Linked DNA regions of Homo sapiens: region 2 is linked to region 1. A link is a loop called in an ENCODE intact Hi-C map of the cell type or tissue named here. Cell type or tissue: sigmoid colon. All regions are shown on one strand. Links, peaks and the distances in the headings refer to the core of each region. The heading gives the core; the rest is flanking DNA.

Region 1 (5,372 bases), core at 67-5,066:
AGCCATGCTTCCAGGACGAGCTGAGGCTCCTTCCTCCAGGGAGCCTTCCCTAGCCTCCTTTCCTCTCTAACTCTCAGACGCTAGAGACTGGGCCAGTCCTGAAGCTCAGTGTCATCTTTTCCCTTCCCCACTGACCCTCTGGGGACCCAACACAGGGGACTCCAAGTCTAGCAGCCCCCACCTGCCTATGAGGATGGGGCTTTCCACATGGCCTGCCCAGGGCTTAGGGTTGAGGCAAGCCTGGGCCAGAGCTCCACCATGTATGTGTGCAAACAGCTCGCTCACCACACATTTATTATGCATTTGTTGTACTCTGGGCTCTGGGAAGGGTCAGGGAGGTGCGGTGGGGAAGGAAGTCATGGACACCAATAACCATGGTGTGCAATCAAAGGGCAACACAGTGATTGAGGAGGAGGGGTTTGGAGACTGAAACCAGGCAGGTAGGTCACCCCATGCTGTGGCCAGGGGAGACTGCATCTGAGCTGCTGCGTTGGGGTAGACAGGCTCCGGTAAAGACATCCCATGTTGGGCAAAGAGCCTAGCGAGGAAATATGCAGGGTAGACATTCAGGGCAAAGAGTGGCCATGCAAGTGGACAAGTGAGAGATTTGCAAAGGCACCTGACCTGGGAAAACACGGTCCTTTTCTCCTCTGCCCCACTGTGTCAGTTAGCAATTTATTACTGCCTCTCAGCTCCAAAAGCACCCTTCAGTGTATGTTCCATGATAAGCAATGGGACTCACTTAAGTATTTCTCCTTTAAAGTGAGCATGATGTCAACCTTTCTTAGGAGAGGGCAGTACAAGAGGAAGAGGCTTCCTGCAGTTTCCAATGTGGGTTGGAGTTGGCTGTGTGAGTGTGTGCAGGTGAAGCCTATCCCAGCCATGGGTCCAGAACTCAATCCCTCTGCAAACTTGCAACCTCAGCCTGGGGCCAGCCCTTCCAAACAGAAATCAGAACTACTCTCCATGCCCCCACCCATCTGGCCCAACCCCTCTGAAGGCCTCTTGCCCATGCCAGTGCCCAGACTCCTCCATAAGTAGCCCCACGTTACCTCTATCCAGTCGCCTGTAGTCCAGAAAGCCACACCCTGAGCTGCTCCATGTGCAAGCCACACCCCAGAGCTCCCCTCTTTCGTCACCCCATGCTGCTTGCACACTGGATCCCAAGGTCTTAGTTTCCTGTTGTTTGCCCAGCAACTCTAGCAACTCTAGGCCAGCTGAGGCCATCTCCAACCTGGCCACACCAGCCAACATCTGTGCTATCCACTAGGCTGAGCAATGCCTTCTCCAATAACGCCTGAAGCCCTTCCGAGTTTGTCTTTCCTTGGGTACTCTCCCTCAGCCCTAGAGGACCATATAGAGTTTCCTTATGTCTTGCAGTGACTCTTTTATCATAGTTAATAACTCTTCATATTAAACTTCCCCTGTTTGAGCTCCTGTGTGGTTTCTATCTTCTAACTGGACTCAAACTGCTACACCCATCTGTCCCTCTCAGCAGCCAGAGCCCAGCAGGCACCTAACTGAATGACCAAAGGGTGTCCCTTAGGATGAGGGCAACTCTCTTTGGACAGACCACCATCTTCCTTCTGGGCAAGGAGCTTGACTGAGGCATTTTCATCCCCCCTTCACCTAAAAGAACATATATTATTGAAATAGGTACATCATGGGTACAAACAAAGCCTGGCTGGTTGGAAAAAATGACTGAATAAATGGGCAGACGGATGGATGGATGGACGGACGGACGGACGGATGGATGGATGGATGGATGGATGATGAACAAATGGATGAATGGTTATATGAATTGATGGGTAGTGAGTAGATGGATGGATGGATGATGGACAAATGGATGGATGGTTATATGGATTGATGGGTGGGTGGATGAATGGATAGATGAACAAATGGATGGATGGTTATATGGATTGATCAGTAGTGAGTAGGTGGATGCATGGATGGATGGATGGATGATGAACAAATGGATGAATAGTTATATGGATTGATGGATAGTGAGTAGATGGATGGATGAATGAATGGATGATGGACGACAAATGGATGGATGGTTATATGGATTGATGGGTGGGTGGATGGATGGATGGATGAACGAATGGATGGATGGTTATATGGATTGATCGGTAGTGCGTAGGTGGATGCATGGGTGAATGGATGGATGATGAACAAATGGATGAATGGTTATATGGATTGATGGGTAGTGAGTAGATGGATGGATGAATGGATGATGGACAAATGGATGGATGGTTATACGGATTGATGGGTGGGTGGATGGATGGATGGATGAACAAATGTATGGATGGTTATATGGATTGATGGGTAGTGAGTAGGTGGATGCATGGGTGGATGGATGGATGATCGATAAATGGATGGATGGTTACATAGATTGATTGGTGGGTGGGTGGATGGATGGATGGATGGATAGATGGATGGATGGATAGATAGATGGATCACTGGACTGACATATTGAGCTCATAATCTTTTCCTAGGTTATTAACTTCCTTTATGGACTATGGCTCTGTCTTAAGTTTTTTGTCTCTCTCATACTGCAGACCACTCTGAGTGCCTGGGTCTCCCTCCCTCACTTCTAGAGCTCAGCCTATTTTAACCCTCAATAAAAGTAGGATGAGTGAATTAATTAACCAAATAACCAAATGAAATACGAGTCACATTGTCCTGAGCAAAATCATGGGGGTGGATTTTCCAACCTGCCCCTTGCCACTCTCTCAGTACCACCCCCAACCTGTTCTCCACCACCAAGACTCTGGGCTTGGTCCAGTACCTTCGATCTCTCATGCTGGAAACTTTAGGAATGAACCTGAACCCTCACAGGAAGAGTGGCTAGGGTCACACCGTGCCAAAGGCTTTGCTTACTGGTGGTAAAAATTGAGGCACCTTTTACTCCCCAAAGGAAACATAAACAGAACATAAACACCATATATCTAGGCAGGAAGGAATCCTATCTCTGGCTAAGAGATTAGCTTATCAGGGGTAGAAAATCACATGGCTTTGACTTGCCAGCATTTACATCCCTTGGTGTTCCCTAGGTCATCTTGTTCTGTGTGATTCACTGGGTGTGAAGGGCATTCAGAGGCTAAAGGGGTTAGACATGTTCAGTGTGACCAGAAGGGCAGAGGCCCAGGAAGCAGATGCTGCCTCCTTAGAACAAAAAACTTGCTCGTAAAACCAAAGGCAGAGAAACCAAAGATGGAGAAGCTGCCTAGAAGAGCAATGAACTCCCCATCACCTGAAGTTCATGACTCAGGGACAAGGTCCAGCTCTGGGAGCCGGAGAATGGCAGAGGGAACCAGACATCTCATGTCTGGATTGAAGGAAGGTCATGTCACCATCCAGCTCTGAGGCACCGTGCATTCCCCTCCTCAGTGGACCTTAGTCCCCACATCCATAAAATGGAACTCCAGTCTCTGCCTGCCTGATTCATGGGGCTCCTATGAGGTTCTAGTTACAAGACGGGGCAAGCTGCCAGGCAAGGGGCACTGTGCCCAAAGTGCCACCATGGTGCTCTAACTTCAGGCTCATCCATGCGGCTCTCCAGGGTCCTCTTTCAAAACAGGAGCTCCCCCAGGCAAAGAGGTGACACAGTCAATGGATGTCATCAACAGAGATGTCATCAACAGAGATGTGGTTATGTCTTCTTCTTCTCCCAGGCAGCGTTGGTGGCTCCAGGGACAGACAGAACCTGGAGACTGCATGTAGGGAACTGGCCTTAGGTATGCAAAGAGGTTGCTGGGCTTGGCTGAAAGTTGCAGCTCAAGAGAAGTTGTTTAATGCAAGAGGGCAGGTCTATACAGCCTGGAGGAGCAGTCTGCTCCCCGCTGGGGTGGGGCAGAGGAAGGAGGGGGGAGATGAGGGAAGAGGGAGGAGAAGAGGAGGAGGAAGGGAAAGGGCAGAAGTGAGGGAGGGAGACCCAGGCACTCAGGGAAGATAAAACAGCCCAGCTAAGCAGTCCAGCTTGTTGGTGATGACTAAGTATGGTTTTGCCTCAGTTTCCCCAGTGGCTTGAAATGAGAAATTCGCCTGAGCAGCGAGCTGGCCCACTCTCAGGCCTCCCAGTGGTCTTGCCTCAGCTCTGGTAGAAGAGTCCACTGGATATCACCACGTAGCCCTGAAGGGCAAAGGAAACCATGGACCAGGTCAGAGGAGGCACAGGCAGGACCCCAGCCGCCCCCTCAGCCTGGCTCTGAGTTCTGCTCTGCCATTCTTGCTGTGGGTTGTGAGGAGAGTCCTTTGCCTCTCTGGGCCTCAGTTTACCAGTCTGTCACTTTGGGGGTAGTAACAGCCTCCACCTCACAAGGTCACTGTGAGGATGCAGTGAGACCCCCATGGAAGGCACTGGTTGCTGCTCCGATGGTGGATACCACTGATGCTTTATGAATGGGAGCCCAGAACCATGGAGCATCTTCTCCAAGTCCAACTCTCTCCAGCAGACTCAGGCACCCCCCATAGCTCCCCTATGCTACACTCCACTGCAGGAGCATTCTGGAGGGCTGCCGATCATTCATTCATTCATTCAGTAAATCTTCATCAAGCCTCTACTATAAGCCAAGCCCTGTGGCAGGTGCTGGGGAGCCAGCAGAGAACAAGCCAGACCCAGTTCCTGCCCCAGTGTAGCTCGTAGCCTAGGGCTCTGTGGTCCAATAAGGCAGCCACAATTAGTGGCTATGGCTAATTAATTAGTCCTATGGCTAATTACATGGAAATTCATTAAAATGAAACAAAATAAAAAATTCAGGTCCACAGTTGCACTAGCCACATTTCAGTGCTCAGTAGCCACATGTACCTGTGGCTTATCATGGCTGCTGCTTTGGACAGTATAAATTTCCATCCTTGCAGAAAGTTCCATTGGTAACAGTACTGGACTAGGGACTTTTCACCTCTGACCCAGTGGCTGGGTCAAGTGCCAAGGTGGGTCAGCCACTAACTGCCTGTTTTGGGAAGTCCTAGGGAAATCCCCACAGAGCCCTGCTCCTCTGTGTACCAATCGTTCCTTCTCATGGGGGCGGATAATCACCCAAGTGCCTTGAGAGAGTAGTTCTTAAGGAACAAGGGCATCCTCCCTGGAATTACATCAGCAGGTCACACTCATCGGGTATGAACAGCACGTGAGACATTGGGCTTGAGAGACCTGGGTTCAGCTTTCTGTCCTAGGCATGTCTTGCTGACTGAATTTCCTTTTATATCCCAGGTACAGAAGAAAGCAGCTGTCGCATCTCACCCTGGGCAGTGTTGTGACTGAAGCTCACCCTGGGCCCACAATTTCAGGTCCAGGGAAAGCAATTTTAGAAAGTTCAGGAAGTTCCCTACTCCCATCCAGCCTGCACAGTTTGTCTACAAAGTGGAAGGAG
Region 2 (5,372 bases), core at 152-5,151, 60 kb after region 1:
CTATTGGTGGAGCTCAACCCTGCCTGTCATGCTGGGGCCTGTGACGGCTGCATCTTGGGCACCTGCTGCCTGGAGGGATGGCCTGTGGGCTGTGGCACCTGAGGCAAATCTCCAGGGTTGGCTGAAGTCAGAGTAGGAGATGAGACTCAGACCTTACAATTCTTTAAGTGCCTACAATTCACCAGATCTACATCGTGTGAGAAACATAGTGAAAGCGTCACTGCAGCATGATCTTAGTTTTTTCAGAAAAGCCCCGCAACCTGCGAAATTAACCTGTGCTTGCTGCTGTGCTTGCAGAAGTGAAGGCTGGAAGCCAATAACCACGAACCAGCCACAGGATGAGCTGAACCGAGCAGTGCGGCCTTGACTGAACTCTTGCCTCATTACCCTGAGAAAATCTCCACCCAGGGGGAGCAATGCACCTTGCTAGGCACAAAAAGTGCTGGGTGCAAAAGACAAGACTGTGCAGGGTCCAGCCCCTCCTGGAAGAACCCACCTTTCTCCAGGAATCCCTGGCCCAGTCTCCACCTACCTGCCCTAAAAGCCCTTAAAATCCCCCTTTGCCCTATGCCTTAGGGAGAAGGTGGTTTGAACATGAGCTCCCCTTCCCCATTCCTTGATCAACGAATAAAGTTTGACTCTGCTTTGCCCAACCTGGTTTTGTCCTCGTGGCACAAACAGCACCGGGCAGGGAAAAGACACATTAGGGTCAACTGACCCCTTCAAGGGTGGGTCACAGAATGTTATTGTAATGGGGCTGGGTGCATTGAGGGGAGGTTTGAAGAGTCCCAGAGTCAGGGGATTGGGGACAGGTTGGCCTGTCCTGGTCCATGGTGTCCAGCCAGGTGTCCCCATGTCAGGATCTTGGGTCTCTAAAGGAAACCCTGAACCACCCTCCAGGTCAGGGTTATGCAGAAGCCTCTAAGAAAATCCCCCGAAGCCTGGTTGCTACCACCCCCATCTTCCCTGCTCCCCAGCCCCAGTGTCCTTCCCCCGTGTCCTTCCTCTGGGCAGAGGAGGGACCAGCCCTAGGCCTGGCCTTGGGCTTTTTCACCAGCTTATCCACACACCTCCCCACTTCCTGAGTTCTCCACCTGAGATGCTGCGCAGAGCAGGATGTAATGGAAGGATCGAGGGCTTTAGCTCAGAAAACCCTGGGTTCGAATCCTAGCTCTACCAGTTTCTAGCTGTGAAACCTTACTCCTCGCTGAGCCTCAGTTTGCCCTGCTGTAAAATGGGGCAAATGCCTAAGAAAACTGTTGTCCAGCTCAAGTGAGCTGATGGGCAGGAGAGGGTTTTGGAAATAGAGTCTGGACTGGTGAGGAGCATCTCGCTTATCCCGCTCAAGAGAGCCCACAGCTGCCCCAGGCCTTGCCTGTCCTGCCTTTCCTTTCCAATCCCAGCTGCGCCCCTGCCCGGGCCCACAACTCACTTTCCAAACCTGTACAGACTACACCAGGGCTCAGCGCTGGAGAGGCAGGACCCTGAGGTGCTGACAACCAGGACTGGGTGCATCAGCTGGGTACCTTGGGTAAATGAAGCTGATTTCTGGCATCAGCCAATGAGCCTTTGGCAGGGACACTCCCCTCCCACCTCAAGTGGTGGCCAAAGTCACCAAGCCCTTCGCAGGCTGGGCTAAACTGGACAGACACCAGGACAGCACAGTCAGGAGGGACCAGGGGTCCTTCCTCCCAAGGGAGCAAGGCCAGAGCCCAGGACAGGCCCCAAAGCCAATGGACATAGCTTTGTGGGGGTTGAGTTATCTGGGACAGCCCAGCAGTTGCACTCAGAGCAGCTGAGCCTGGCAGCGTTCAAACGCTGACTCCCCCACTTCCTGGCGTGATCGTGGGCAAGCAATTTCACCTCTCTGAACCTCTCTTTCTCTGCAAAATGAGGTCATATCAGCACCCACCTCGTGGAATGATGTGAGGATTAAATACAGTTTCAGTACCTGGTTCAGGACCTGATGCTTGGAACGTGTCTAATAAAGGTTGTCTCTCACTTCCTTCAACTTTGAGAAACAGGGAATGCTGGAAATTCCATCCTTTTGCAGAAGGGAAAGAGAGTTCAAGCCCACTCCTTCTCGGATAAGTCAACGAGGGAAATCCAGTGAGGGTGGAAGAGAGGAATCGAGCACAGCCACCCCTGTTCCGTGCCTGGCTCAGAAACACCGGTCCCTGGGTCAGTGGGGAGGTGGCAGGTAACTTAGAGTTCATCATTGGTTTGAGGGACTCTAGCTGAAATTTGCTGGGAGAACAGCTGGGATTTAAGAAGAGGGCGTCAGCTACAAAGCTGAAAGCTCTAGAAACTGGGAAAATCGGCAGGGCCTGGTGGCTCATACCTGTAATCCCAGCGCTTTGGGAGGATGAGGTGGGTGGATCACCAGAGGTCAGGGGTTCAAGACCAGCCTGGCCAACATGGTGAAACCCCATATCTACTAAAAATACAAAATTAGCCGGGCATGGTGCCGCATGCCTGTAATCCCAGTTACTTGGGAGGCTGAAGCAGAATCGCTTGAACCCAGGAGGCGGAGGTTGCTGTGAGCCAAGATCACGCCACTGCACTCCAGCCTGGGCGACAGAGTGAGGCTCTATCTCAAAAAAAGAAAAAAAAGAAAAAGAAACTGGGAAAAATCTTCAGTGCAGCCACACTCTCTTCTGCTCCCCGACCTCGGGGGCTGTTATGGGTTGACCTGTGTCCTCCAAAGGATACGTTGAAGCCCTCAGGCCCAGTACCCCAGAATGTGGCCTGATTTGGAAATAGGGTTGTTGCAGAAGTCATCAGTTAAGATGAAGTTATACTGGAGTAGGGCGGGCCCTTAATCCTGTATGCCTGGTGTCCTTATGAGAAGACACTGTGGTCGGGTGCAGTGGCTCATGCCTATAATCCCAGCACTTTGGGAGTCTGAGGCAGGAGGATCCCTTGAGCCCAGGAGTTTGAGACCAGCCTGGGCAACACAGCAAGATCTTGTATCTACAAAAGTTTTATTTTTTATTTTTTTATTTTTCTGAGACACAGCCTTGCTCTGTTGCCCAGGCTGGAGTGCAGTGGCACAATTTCAGCTCACTGCAACCTCCACCTCCCAGATTCAAGCAATTCTCCTGTCTCAGCCTCCCAAGTGGCTGGGATTACAGGCATGCACTACCATGCCTGGCTAATTTTTGTATTTTTAGTAGAGACGGGGTTTCGCCACGTTGGCCAGGCTGGTCTCAAGCTCCTGACCTCAAGCAATCCTCCCGTGTCGGCCTCCCAAAGTGCTGGGATTACAGGCATGAGCCACTGCACTCGGCCTCTACAAAAAATTCTGAAAAGTAGCCAGGCGTAGTGGTGTGCACCTGTGGTCTCAGCTACCTGGGAAGCTGAGGCGGGGAGGTTCGCTGGAGCCTGGGGAGTTGAGGCTGCAGTGAGCTATGATCATCACACCACTGCACTCCAGCCTTGGTGACAGAGTGAGATCCTGTCTCTAAGGAGAAGGAGAAGAAGAGGAGGAATGAGAAGAAGGAGAAGAAGAAGGAGAAGAAGAAGGAGAAGGAGAAGGAGAAGGAGAAAGGAGGAAGGAGGAAGGAGGAAGGAGAAGAAGAGGAGGAGGAGGAGGAAAAGAAGGAGAAGGAGAAGACGAAAGAAGATAGAAGAAGAAAGAAGATAGAAGTAGAAAAAAGGAGGAGGAGGAGATGGAAGAAGGAGGAGAAAAGAAGGAAGGAAGGAAGGAAGAAAGAAAAGAAAAGAAAAGAAAGGAAAAGAAAAAAAAGAGGCATCATGGAGACCCATGAAGAAGATGCCCGTGTGACAATGGAGGCAGAGTGAGGAGCGGGGCGGGAAATGCATCTCTAAGCCAAGGAACACCAAGCAAGGATTACCAGCAAACACCAGAAGCTGGAAGAGGCAAGGAAGGGTCCTCCCCTACCAGGTTCAAGGTGCCCTGTTGACACCTTGATTTTGGGCTTCTGGCCTCCAGAACTGTGAAAAAATTAATGTCTATTGTTTGAAGGCCCCTGTGTGGGGTGCTCTGTTACCAACTTCCAGGGGCATCCAGAAGCCCTGGGACACAAAGGCAGGGTTCTAAAATGAGAAGCCACTTCCCAGGGGAGGTGGTATGAGGGGAAGGTCAGGGGAGGCACTGCTTGGGGTCCGCGTGGCCTGGGCAGGGCCCCATCACCTGTGCCCCCAACCCCGACCACAAAGGTGTCTGATCCCCAGCACCTCCTCCTGGGGACACATCCCATGATCCTCTGTGGCCCAGACAGCAGCCTCTCCTCAGCCCCAGACGGACGCCTTTTTCAGCTCCACCATAAGGAAGAGTTTTCTAGATTAGAAGGCACTTAATAGGTGTTTGTTGTGAAAGTGAAAATCAACAAGGGCTGCTGGGTGGGTTTACTGGGAAGCTACTGACACGTAAGCTGCAGCCTCTTCCAAGCTGACACCTTGACCTCCAGCCTCCAGAGCTGAGACAATTAGTTTCTGTTGTTTTAAGACATCAAGTGTGGTACTTTTTTTCCAGCAGCACTAGGAAACGGATACAGAGATGGTATTGGGATACAGACTGCAGATGGACTTTGGCCTCAATAATGCCTGGCTCCTGCGTGCCCCTGACTCCTTAATGCAAGAACCAAGCTGGGAGGGCTTAGATCATAATTTCTTCATACAGGAGAGGATGCAGTGACCCCAGGAAGGAGGCACAGGTGACGCAGAAACTCCCAGCAGACCGGGCGCAGTGGCTCACGCCTGTAATCCCAGCACTTTGGGGGTCTGAGGCGGGTGGAACATTTTGGGTCAGGAGTTCGAGCCCAGCCTGGCCAACATGACAAAACTCTGTCTCTACTAAAAATACAAAAATTAGCCGGGCATGGCGGCACATGCCTGTAATCCCAGCTACTCGAGAGGCTGAGACAGGAGAATCACCTGAACCTGGGAGGCGGAGGTTGCAGTGAGCCGAGATCGTGCCACTGCACTCCAGCCTGGGTGACAGAGCAAGACTCTGTCTCAAAAAAAAAAAACCTCCCAACCTCCCAGCAGAGTGGTGGTGGGGAGCCCGTGCTTCCACCCCTGTGAAGTGTAAAGGGAAATGGAAGGAGAAACACAGAGATGAGAAACGACACATACGCCCCTCAGGGCTGAGCCTCGGACTGCACAGGAGGGTCAGTGAGGACACTGAGACAGAGAGATCCCCCAAGAACCCCCAGCCTATAGCCCACCTCCTCCTTGCTCAGTAGCAGTGGGCTGCCCCAGCTCCCTTCAGGCTGCAGGTGATATGTCCAGAGGGCCCCACATGCCCCAGAATGGGATCTCCAGCTGCCAAGAGGGCTGATGGCCCAGCAGAGGTCTGGAAAGGTGCCTCTGGGCCAGAGGGGAAGGACACATGGGACTCCATAGCC

The links. Hi-C counts contacts between places; a loop is a spot of excess contacts. Peaks named below come from ENCODE experiments on the same cell type or tissue, not always from the same donor. Only the 100,000 strongest peaks of a DNase experiment are listed, where the experiment ranks them.
Region 2: a loop joins it to region 1, with 5 times the contacts of the local background. A loop is called at or near these places in 1 of 110 quality-filtered maps.

What each region holds. Positions count from the first base shown.
Region 1 is chr20:33,022,102-33,027,473 of GRCh38, reverse strand. It overlaps BPIFB2 (BPI fold containing family B member 2), which reads right to left. Exons shown (of 16, transcript NM_025227.3): 16 at 3,771-4,132. The coding sequence ends at 4,091. Among named protein-coding and RNA genes, the nearest start is that of BPIFB6, 6.9 kb to the left of the region's middle. In sigmoid colon, for the core only: no CTCF peak of the experiment used is centred there; no DNase peak of the experiment used is centred there.
Region 2 is chr20:32,962,165-32,967,536 of GRCh38, reverse strand. LOC124904887 (a long non-coding RNA gene) reads left to right here. Exons shown (of 2, transcript XR_007067565.1): 2 at 298-653. Among named protein-coding and RNA genes, the nearest start is that of SUN5, 40 kb to the left of the region's middle. In sigmoid colon, for the core only: no CTCF peak of the experiment used is centred there; no DNase peak of the experiment used is centred there; H3K27ac peaks cover 1,206 bases.